Linked DNA regions of Homo sapiens: region 2 is linked to region 1. A link is a contact called in ENCODE Hi-C or POLR2A ChIA-PET data. All regions are on one chromosome and are shown on one strand. Each heading gives the region's core, a stretch centred on a gene start or an enhancer-like site at or near the end of the contact. The rest is flanking DNA. Distances are from core to core; before and after follow the strand shown. Region 1 holds the start of SS18L1 (SS18L1 subunit of BAF chromatin remodeling complex). Region 2 holds the start of PPDPF (pancreatic progenitor cell differentiation and proliferation factor).

The links. Hi-C counts contacts between places; a loop is a spot of excess contacts on that map. ChIA-PET counts read pairs that join two places held with the same protein, here RNA polymerase II (POLR2A). Pooled maps may share reads with other maps.
Region 2: a loop to region 1 is called in a pooled map, with 8 times the contacts of the local background. The contact joins the promoter of PPDPF here to the promoter of SS18L1 in region 1. A Hi-C loop is called at or near these places in 1 of 50 pooled maps. POLR2A ChIA-PET finds 5 or more read pairs at or near these places in 2 of 52 experiments (MCF 10A and naive thymus-derived CD4-positive, alpha-beta T cell).

What each region holds. Positions count from the first base shown.
Region 1 is chr20:62,142,519-62,146,897 of GRCh38, forward strand. SS18L1 (SS18L1 subunit of BAF chromatin remodeling complex) reads left to right here and starts at 1,251. Exons shown (of 11, transcript NM_198935.3): 1 at 1,251-1,371. The coding sequence starts at 1,303. PSMA7 (proteasome 20S subunit alpha 7) reads right to left here and starts at 876. Exons shown (of 7, transcript NM_002792.4): 1 at 690-876. The coding sequence starts at 785. RefSeq lists silencers at 78-717, 758-1,467, 1,588-1,647, 1,678-1,727.
Region 2 is chr20:63,518,326-63,522,704 of GRCh38, forward strand. It overlaps PPDPF (pancreatic progenitor cell differentiation and proliferation factor), which reads left to right and starts at 2,440. Exons shown (of 4, transcript NM_024299.4): 1 at 2,440-2,569; 2 at 2,959-3,038; 3 at 3,187-3,264; 4 at 3,343-3,881. The coding sequence starts at 2,984. The coding sequence ends at 3,554. LOC102723814 (a long non-coding RNA gene) reads right to left here and starts at 2,348. Exons shown (of 2, transcript XR_430332.4): 1 at 147-2,348. RefSeq lists enhancers at 1-696, 697-1,573, 1,574-2,450 and silencers at 1,723-1,972, 2,033-2,582, 2,693-2,892.

The DNA of each region.
Region 1 (4,379 bases), core at 1-2,500:
CAATGTCACTAAGGTCAATGTACACGAGCCCTCGTCAAAACGAAACGGCCGCGTCCAAACCAGTCCTGACCCGGGCGGCTGCAGCCCGGCCCCGGGAAGGCTCCTCCCGGCAGAGTGCGGAGACCTGGGAGGCGCCCGCCACCGGCCAGGCCAGCGAGCCGCTTTGTTCTCGAAGCCCACCTGGGCCTAGAGAATAAGTGTTGCCCCGGAGCGGGTGGGGGTCCCCATAAGGGGGGTTTGAGTAGTTCGCTCCCCAGCCACCCGGCTGCGTGAACAGCCCCCCAGCGAGCGCACGGCCTACCCCCCGCGCTCCGCGGCCCAGAGCGGCCCTCGCCCGGCCTCTGCTCGCCGGGGCGGCGGCGCGACCCACGCGCCCGGCCGGGGCCAGGGGTGCTCAAGATGGCGTCGTCACGGCCCCCGTGCCCGGGGCCCCACGCGAGGCCGGGCCCCAAGCGAGGCGCTGAGTGGGGAGAACGAGCGCTCGCGGCTCACGCCAAACGCCGCCTCTGCAGGCACTCGTGGAGACCGGCAGCGGGGCCCGCGCTCAGCTACAGCCCTGACCGCCCGCGCCGCTGCCCCGCGCACGCCCGCGGGCGCCCACAGCGCCGCGCCCGGCCCCGGCCCTCTCTGGGCTCCCCAGCCCCACTTCCGCCCGCGTCCCCGGCCCCGCGCAGGCCCCGCCGCCTCACCGCGGTCGAGCCCTTCTTGACGGCCTCCTGCGCGTACTCCACTTGGAAGAGGTGGCCGTCGGGCGAGAAGACGGTGATGGCGCGGTCGTAGCTCATGCCGGCGGGCGGCGGCCGGGCTCCTTCCGCCGCGACTCTCAAAAGCGCACACTCACGGCCCGCGCGCACCCGCGACTCCCGGCGCCACTACGCCCGCGCCCCACCCTCGGCGCCGTGTCCTGCGCTGCCGGCGACGGGCGGCGTCAGGCGGCGACGGGCAGCGTCAGGCGGCGTCGGGCGGACGTGATGGCGCGCGCCGGGGCGGGGTCAGGCCGAACCACCGGTGGCCGGGGGTGGGAGGCGGTGCTCCGGCGAGGGCCGGGCGCTGGGTGCGAGGGGGTCGCCGGGGGCCACCGTTCGGCACTGGGCCGCAGACCGTTCTGCAGGGCGGAGCGGCGGCGCCGCGGGCCCGGAGGCGCGGCGACGGCGACGGGGCGGACGAGCCCACGACGCGGCGCCCCCCGCGCTCCCGCCCCCTTCCCCCCCTCCGCGACTGCGGATAATGAGCGCCTCGGGCCGCCCAGCGCAGCCGGAGTATCCACCTCGATGACCACGGGCTGAGCCCCGCGCCGCCACCATGTCCGTGGCCTTCGCGTCTGCCCGGCCAAGAGGCAAAGGGGAGGTTACGCAGCAAACCATCCAGAAGGTGGGCCGGGCCGGAGCGGCGGCGCTGGGCGGCGGGTCTGCGGGCGGGCGCGCGCGGGGACGGGGCGCGGGCAGCTGGCGGGCGCGGGGCGCGAACAAAGCCGGGGCGCAGCCGGGCGGCCGCGAGCCCCGACGGCGGCCCCGTGCCCTTCCCCGCGTCCCACGCCTGCGCGCCGGCGGGCACCCGGCCGTGTGGGGGGCGGTCCCCGGAGAGCCTGCGCCAACTTTGTTGGGGCGCGCGGGTCCCTCGGGCCGGGGCACTGGGCGGTGGGGGCCGGGCGGACGCTGGAGGCTGCCGGCCCCCGAGCGCGCTGTCCCCCGAGTCCGCGGCGCGCGCTGGGAACTGTCCTGGGCTATGCCGGGCGCACGGGGACCCCTCGGGGCCGGAGCCGCGGCGAGGGCTTGTCGCGCTCCGCAGCCAGCTTCGGTGGCGACGGCGGGCGGTACTCGTTTTCTGCGCTCATTTTGGTTAGTGGTGAGGGGCCCGGGTCGGCCTCCGGGCGCACTTGCGACCGCGGGGACTGTGGCCGGGGCTGCCCCTCTTGCTCCTGGAGCGAGGCGCGAACGATGGAGGCACGGAAGGACGCGTCCCGATCCCCATTTGCGGGGCATCGTTACGCAGCCCGGCCCCGTAGGGAGCGCACCGCCCCCTCCGTATCCTCGCGGCTACGCCGGGTTTCAGCGTGACACCCTCGCCAGCCGCCTCGCCTAACAAACTTGACGGATTTGCTCCACAACCTTTCTTCTAGCTCCGTAAGTTCGGCCTTGTGGTTTTCAAGAGACAGCGTTTATGTGGGTTTGGGACACCGTTATCCAAAGCCCTAAGTTTTGAAATTGAGACTTTGTATTTTCTGCTGTTTTTTCTGTAGAAGACAGATTCGGAAGAAAATCAGCATTAGCCATACCCGTTTCAGTTGTCACAACATCTGTTGGAATGACATTGGTTTTTTTTCCTAAACTCTGACTCCGTCTTCACCCTGGTGGGATTGCAGGGATAAACAGTGGTATTCCTAGGTTCCCAGGAGCCGCTTGTCTCCCTAAGGGGGTTCACCTTGACCTTGACTGAGGCTGTTATTCCTTGATGACGTGCCAGTCTCCTGTGGAAGTTGTCCTAAATCTATCGCCTATTTTGAGACTACCTTTGCTGTTGCTAGTTTTAGAAATTTGATGGTCTTAACAAATGAGAACCTTGGCCAACTCTGAACAGGAGAGATTGAGAATAGCAGAAATACAGATTTACAAGTGTGGCATTTTAATTTACTTAGTAAACACTTATGTGGCGCTTACCGTATCCCAGACACTGTTCTAGGGGTTTTATAAATCTTGATTCATCCAATTCTTCATAGAAGCTACTGGCATCCCGTTTAATAGCTAAAGAGGCTGCGGCCTAGGGAGGCCGTGCCTTGCTGGTAAGTGGACACTGAGGCCTAGGGGGGCTAAATGCCTTGCTGGTAAGTGGCACAGCCAGGTGTCGATCCCATACGGTGGCTCCAGGGTCTGCTCTGTTGGTGCCCCTTGATCTGGGAACATTTGGCCAGGCGGAGGTCAAGCTCTAGGCTCAGAGGCAAATGTTGGAACCCAGAGCATCTCCTGGCACTCTGGTTTTTTGGAGCTTAACAGTCATTGTTCCTGAAGCTACCTTTGGCTGCAACGTTTATCCCATTATTTGCACTTCGCACACAGTTCCATTGAAGCTCCCCAAATTCTCCAGGTAAAAGTGTGTATTGAGGTGCTGCCCCGAACATCAGATCAGAAAGGAAGAAATGCACCTGTGGACCGTGGGTCCCTGGGCAGAAACTCAGCCTGCTGACCATTGGAAATAGGCCTTCAGTTTAGGCTGCTGACTTGGCTTGGTAGGGCCAGCAGTCTGCGTATTGGGCTTGGTGTTTTGACGGTGAATATATGTACCCAGGGATCTTTTACTGGGAGGTGTGAGAAGGCTGAGAAAGGTGTGAGAGGTGTATGTTCTATGCCTCAGACGTGTGCTGTGTCCACAGTGTGTGCTGGTAGTGTCATGCCGAGAGCTTTAAGAGAAGCCAGGGACCCCTCTGAAGCCTGCGTGGTAGTGAAGGAGAAGGAAGTCTACAACTTGTCCTTACAGCATTCTGCGTGGTAGCGAAGGAGAAAGAGGTCTACAACTTGTCCTTACAGCATTCTGCGTGGTAGTGAAGGAGAAGGAGGTCTACAACTTGTCCTTACAGCATTCTGCTTGGTAGTGAAGGAGAAAGAGGTCTACACCTTGTCCTTACAGCATTCTGTGTGGGTGGAGATCTTCCAGGCCAACTTCTACTCAACCTTCAAAGCCTCACTCACGTGTTCCGCGTCTCATGCTCCGTCGGCAGTCATGTGGCCCTTGTAGCACTTGCTTGAGCTCCTGAGTTTGGCATGTGACTGATTATTCTTTGCTGATCCCCAGCCTCTCATAGTGTCTGAGCACAGTTAGTGCTGAGCACGTGCTGGATCATCTGTGACGCTGGTCCCATCAGTGGAAGCGTTTTGAGATAAGCAGATGCGTTCGTGTCCTGTGACTTCCTTGACACATTCCCACAACCCAGGTGGCTTCAAACAACAGAAATCTATTCCCTCACAGTTCTGGAGACCAGAAGTCCCAAGTCCAGGGGTCAGTTACCTGCTCTTCTCCTGGCTTCTGATGACTGCGGGCAGCCCTTGGTGTTCTCTGGCTTGTAGGTGCATCCAGCGTGTCTCTGCTTTGATCATTTTTTTTTTTTTTTTTTTTTGAGATGGAGTTTCGCTCTTGTTGCCCAGGCTAGAGTGCAGTGGCGCGATCTCGGGCTCACAACCTCCGCGCCCCCGCCCACGTTCAAGGTTCAAGCGATTCTCCTGCCTCAGCCTCCTGAGTAGCTGGGATTATAGGCGCGTGCCACCACGCCCGGCTAATTTTGTATTTTTAGTAGAGACGGAGTTTCTCTGTGTTGGCCAGGCTGGTCTTGAACTCCCGACCCCAAGTGATCTGCCCCCTCCCCCCCTTAGCCTCCCAAAGTGCTGGGA
Region 2 (4,379 bases), core at 1,190-3,689, 1.4 Mb after region 1:
AGGCTCGGGTGCAGTGTCTCTCCTCGCTCCTGCTTCCTGACCCAGAGCCCAGACCTGGGACTTCCCAAAAGCCCCCAGACACACCAAGGGCACCGCCGAACCCCTCAGAGCCAAGGGAGAGGAGAGCTAGCGTTCCCTGAGCTCACCTTGCCTGGTGGCACGGGTCCCCTCTGTCTGCGGCCACTGTCATGGGAGAAGCCAGGCTCAGCCACTGGCAAGAGCAGGCAGCCAGCAAGAGGTGGATGTGGGTCCAAGCCCAGGCCACACGGCTCCCAGCAAGAGCCATGGCCAGGGGCCAGTCGGCAGCCCCTCTGCCCGACAAGGATGTGGGCCAGCGTCGTCTGCACTTCAGAGGAGACGAGAACCAGGAGGCGGCCCCCGAGGGCATCCCGCGGGTCCTCACGGAGGCTGCGTTCTCCCACCTTGGCCAGGATGCCCCGGGAACACCATGCAGCGTCTCTGAGGCTTCCTGTGCAGAGGGGCTCACAGAGCCCCCACCGGCCTGGTTTAGTAAATGCAGTTTTTACCTTTTCACTTTAAAGGAAAATGAAAATTCCTCCTTTCAGACGCTCTGTGACTGATGTTGACCGGTGTTGACTGGTGAGGTTGAGAATGAGGTGAGCTGGGTCAGGCCAGCCTAGAGGGAAGCGGGTGACCTGGAAGGCCGTGCTGTCAGGCGTGGTCGGCAGTCGGCCCCACGGCTCCTTCAGGGTGGGCCTGGACCACAGACACCTCACCAGGGTCTCCCGTCCCTGGGCGGCTGCATATGGGTCCAAGCAAGCCACAAAGGCTGTGCCAGCCAAGCCCAACGCAGGCCGCCCCTACAGTCCCTGCCCGGCCCTGCACCCTCCCCACCCCTTCCCAGGTGCTGATCACCAGTACTCACTCTGCACCCCAAACCCCAAACCCCGTCTCAGCGTCTGCCCCTGAGGACCCTCTGAGTGTCAACCCAACTGACCCGTCTGCCTCATCAGTGACCCCTCGGGGCTGCACACCTCTCCCATCGCAGGTCCTGGCACTGCTCTCCGGCACCGAGCTCCCCCTCCCAGGTGGGGCTCAGGCGGTTCCCTGCCCTCCGTCCTTAGACCTCAGCTGAAACCTGAGCTCTCCCCACCACCCGCCCCCGCCAGCCTCTGCACTGCTCCCCACGGGAAGGCCGTTCTCCCTTGGTTTACCGTTCCCTGCGCTTGGCTCGGCCATGTGCACATAGTAGGTGCTTACCACACTCGTGCAATGAACACACAGAGCGGTGCAGGGCCCAGGACAGCGCCTTCCCCACGTGCTCAGGGGGCACAAGGGCGTCCCTCCAAGTCTTGCTCAGGGGCCTCCCAGGGTCCCTGCCCAGCTGTGGGTCCTCACTGAGCACCCGGCGAGGACAGAGTACGGCATCCGTTGGCCTCGATCTCCGGAACAACACGGGCACACGGCCGTCCCAGCCAGCAACGAGAGCCACGAAACAAATCCACCCGGGCTGACTCCCGAAGCCCTCGGACTGTTCCGCCCCACGGACCTCCCGGACCCTCTCTTCCACGGGGAAGACACCGCCCAGCCAGGACCGGGTGTATAAAGAAACGGGATTTCCGTAGGGGCAGGCCGATTTCCCCTGCGGGGCCGAGGGAGGTGTGGGGAGGATTCTGCGCTGGGGGGAGGAGGAGAGGGAGGACGCCTTTCTGCCTGGGAAGGGAAAACGCGCCCCCTCCTGATTGGCATGGCGGGCCGTCCCCCGGGCCCCAGGGCCCTGCCGGGAACGCTCTGGGCTCCCCAAACATGGGGTCTCCGAGCAGTGGGGCCCAGCCTCTGCCTCCGGCGACTGGAGACTCACCTCACCCGCCCAAATCCGCCCCGCTCTCCGACTGGGCCCCGCCTCCCACTGCCCCGCCATCCGCCCACCCTTTCACCGCCCCCTGCGGGCAGCAGGCGCGTCCTGGGGCTGGGCAACCGGGGTGCAGGTTCCGGAGCTGCCAGAGCTGTGAGGGGGACTCGGGAGAGATCCAGGTTCCTCTGGCTGCGAAGTCCCTGGAGGCCGGGCCGGAGGGCTCCGCGCACGTAGCACTTTTTGGCCCGCCCGGCGCCCCCGTCGCCTCCACAAGGGCTGAAGAGGACGGGCGGGCTGGACCAGGCGGGGCTCCGAGACGCGTCCGAGACGGGGGCCTGGGCCCGGGAGAGGGGCGGGGGCTGGGCTCCCGGACCCGGGCGCGGGGCCTTTTAACCCCTGCAGACCCAGGACCGGCCGGGCCGCCCCAAGACGAACGCCGCAGGGCTGGGCTCAGCCCAAGCCAGACGGCGAGAGTCGCACCGAGGTGGAAGCTGGGGGCGCGGCCTCGCCGGGGCCAGGAAAGGGGCGGGGCCGGGTGGGGCCCGGGGAGGAGCCTGTGCGCCCCGCCCTCCGTGACGCGCCGCGGCCCCCGCGCATATAAGTGGGCGCGTCCGCGCGTGCGCACCCCGCGCGCGCCTCTCTGTCGTGGCGCGGCTTCCCGCGGTCTTCTCTGCAAATGGGCTCCGTGGCCTAGCGCCCCCGTCCCCGCCACCCGTGATCGTGCGCCGAGGCCCGCGAGGGGTCGCCGCCCAGGTGAGGGGCGCCGCGCGCGGGTGGGACGAGCAGGCCCGAGGGGCGGGGGGCGAGGGGCGGGGCTGGGCCGGGGGCTCCTCTCCTCTCCGCCTGGCGAGCGCTGGGCTCGGGGTCCCCGGCGGGCTCCTCTCGGGTCGGGCGGGTTGGGACGGCGCCCACCAGGTTCCCGACGTCTGGGCCGGGGCCCCGCGCACAAAGCGCCTTTGTTCCACCCGCTCGGCCGGTTTGGGCTGGTTGGAGCCGCCCGCGCCCCGCGCGGCGAAGGCGGTGCCGGGAGCTGGGGAGCCCCGCCTCGGTAAATAACCCAGCGCGGCGGCTCCACCCGCTGGGGAGCGCCCTTCATGACGGAAGGCCGCTGACCCGAGGGGCTCCTCCACCCCCATGCGCAGATCCCACCAGCCAGCAAGCTAAAGCATGGCGGCCATCCCCTCCAGCGGCTCGCTCGTGGCCACCCACGACTACTACCGGCGTGAGTAGCCCCTGCCCCCCATCCACGCGGATGCTCTGCTGGCGCCAGTGCCGGCCCCGTGCAGGCTGCGGAACCAGCGCTCGGCCTGAAGGCCGGTGGGCTGGGGGGCTCCGCGCCCCGCGTTGCTGACGGGACCTCTCCTCTCCAGGCCGCCTGGGTTCCACTTCCAGCAACAGCTCCTGCAGCAGTACCGAGTGCCCCGGGGAAGCCATTCCCCACCCCCCAGGTGAGTGCAGGATCGCCCCTTTCTCCCCCCGCTCCTCCAGGAGCTGGCAGCATCAAGACCCCACTTCGCTTCTCTCAGGTCTCCCCAAGGCTGACCCGGGTCATTGGTGGGCCAGCTTCTTTTTCGGGAAGTCCACCCTCCCGTTCATGGCCACGGTGTTGGAGTCCGCAGAGCACTCGGAACCTCCCCAGGCCTCCAGCAGCATGACCGCCTGTGGCCTGGCTCGGGACGCCCCGAGGAAGCAGCCCGGCGGTCAGTCCAGCACAGCCAGCGCTGGGCCCCCGTCCTGACCTGAGCGGTTACCACCAGCCCCAGGCCTGCGGAGGCGCTAGTCCACCAGAGCCCCTCCCCGCCCCTCTCCCCACTCCGCATCCCTCGCCCCCCTCCCCACCTCCCACCCCCCACCCTGTAAACTAGGCGGCTGCAGCAAGCAGACCTTCGCATCAACACAGCAGACACCAAAAACCAGTGAGAGCCCCGCTCTCTACCGCCCGGCCCCAGCACTCGCTAGCTTTCCTGACACCTGGAACTGTGCACCTGGCACCAAGCGGAAAATAAACTCCAAGCAGCCAGTAGCCCCGATGGTGTGTGCCTGAGCTGTGTGGCCCGAGGTTCCATTTGAGTGTGAGAAATGGCTGAATCCCTCCCGACCTCACTGCCTTGTGGGGGCTGGCCCTGCTCCCAGGCCTTTCTGGGCCTCCTCACGCTGTGAGGCTGTTGCTGGGGCTGATAAGGGTGGGGTTCACTGCTGCTTCTGGAGAGCCTTGGACAGCAGGCAGTCCTGGAGCTGGACAAGCAGGACCCAGGGCAGCCACTGAGGTGGGCCCCCGTGCCACCTTTAGCGGGGGGAAAGGGAGCAGGGAGGGCTGGTCCTCTGAGGGATTCAGGCCCCTTACCCGAGGGCCTGCGGGGCGGGGAGTAGCCTCTGGCTGTGAGCTGGGAAGCCCTCACTCTGGAGGGACCTGGTTCCTGCTGGTAGGTGTCTCCCAAGGGCCTCCCATAGGGGTGTTGCCCCAAGACAGGCTGAGGGGTAGGGGCTGCAGGCACCGTGGAGGGGTCTTCCTGCCACAGGCAGCCCAGCTTAAAGTGAGGGTGGCTGCATCATTCTGGCCTGG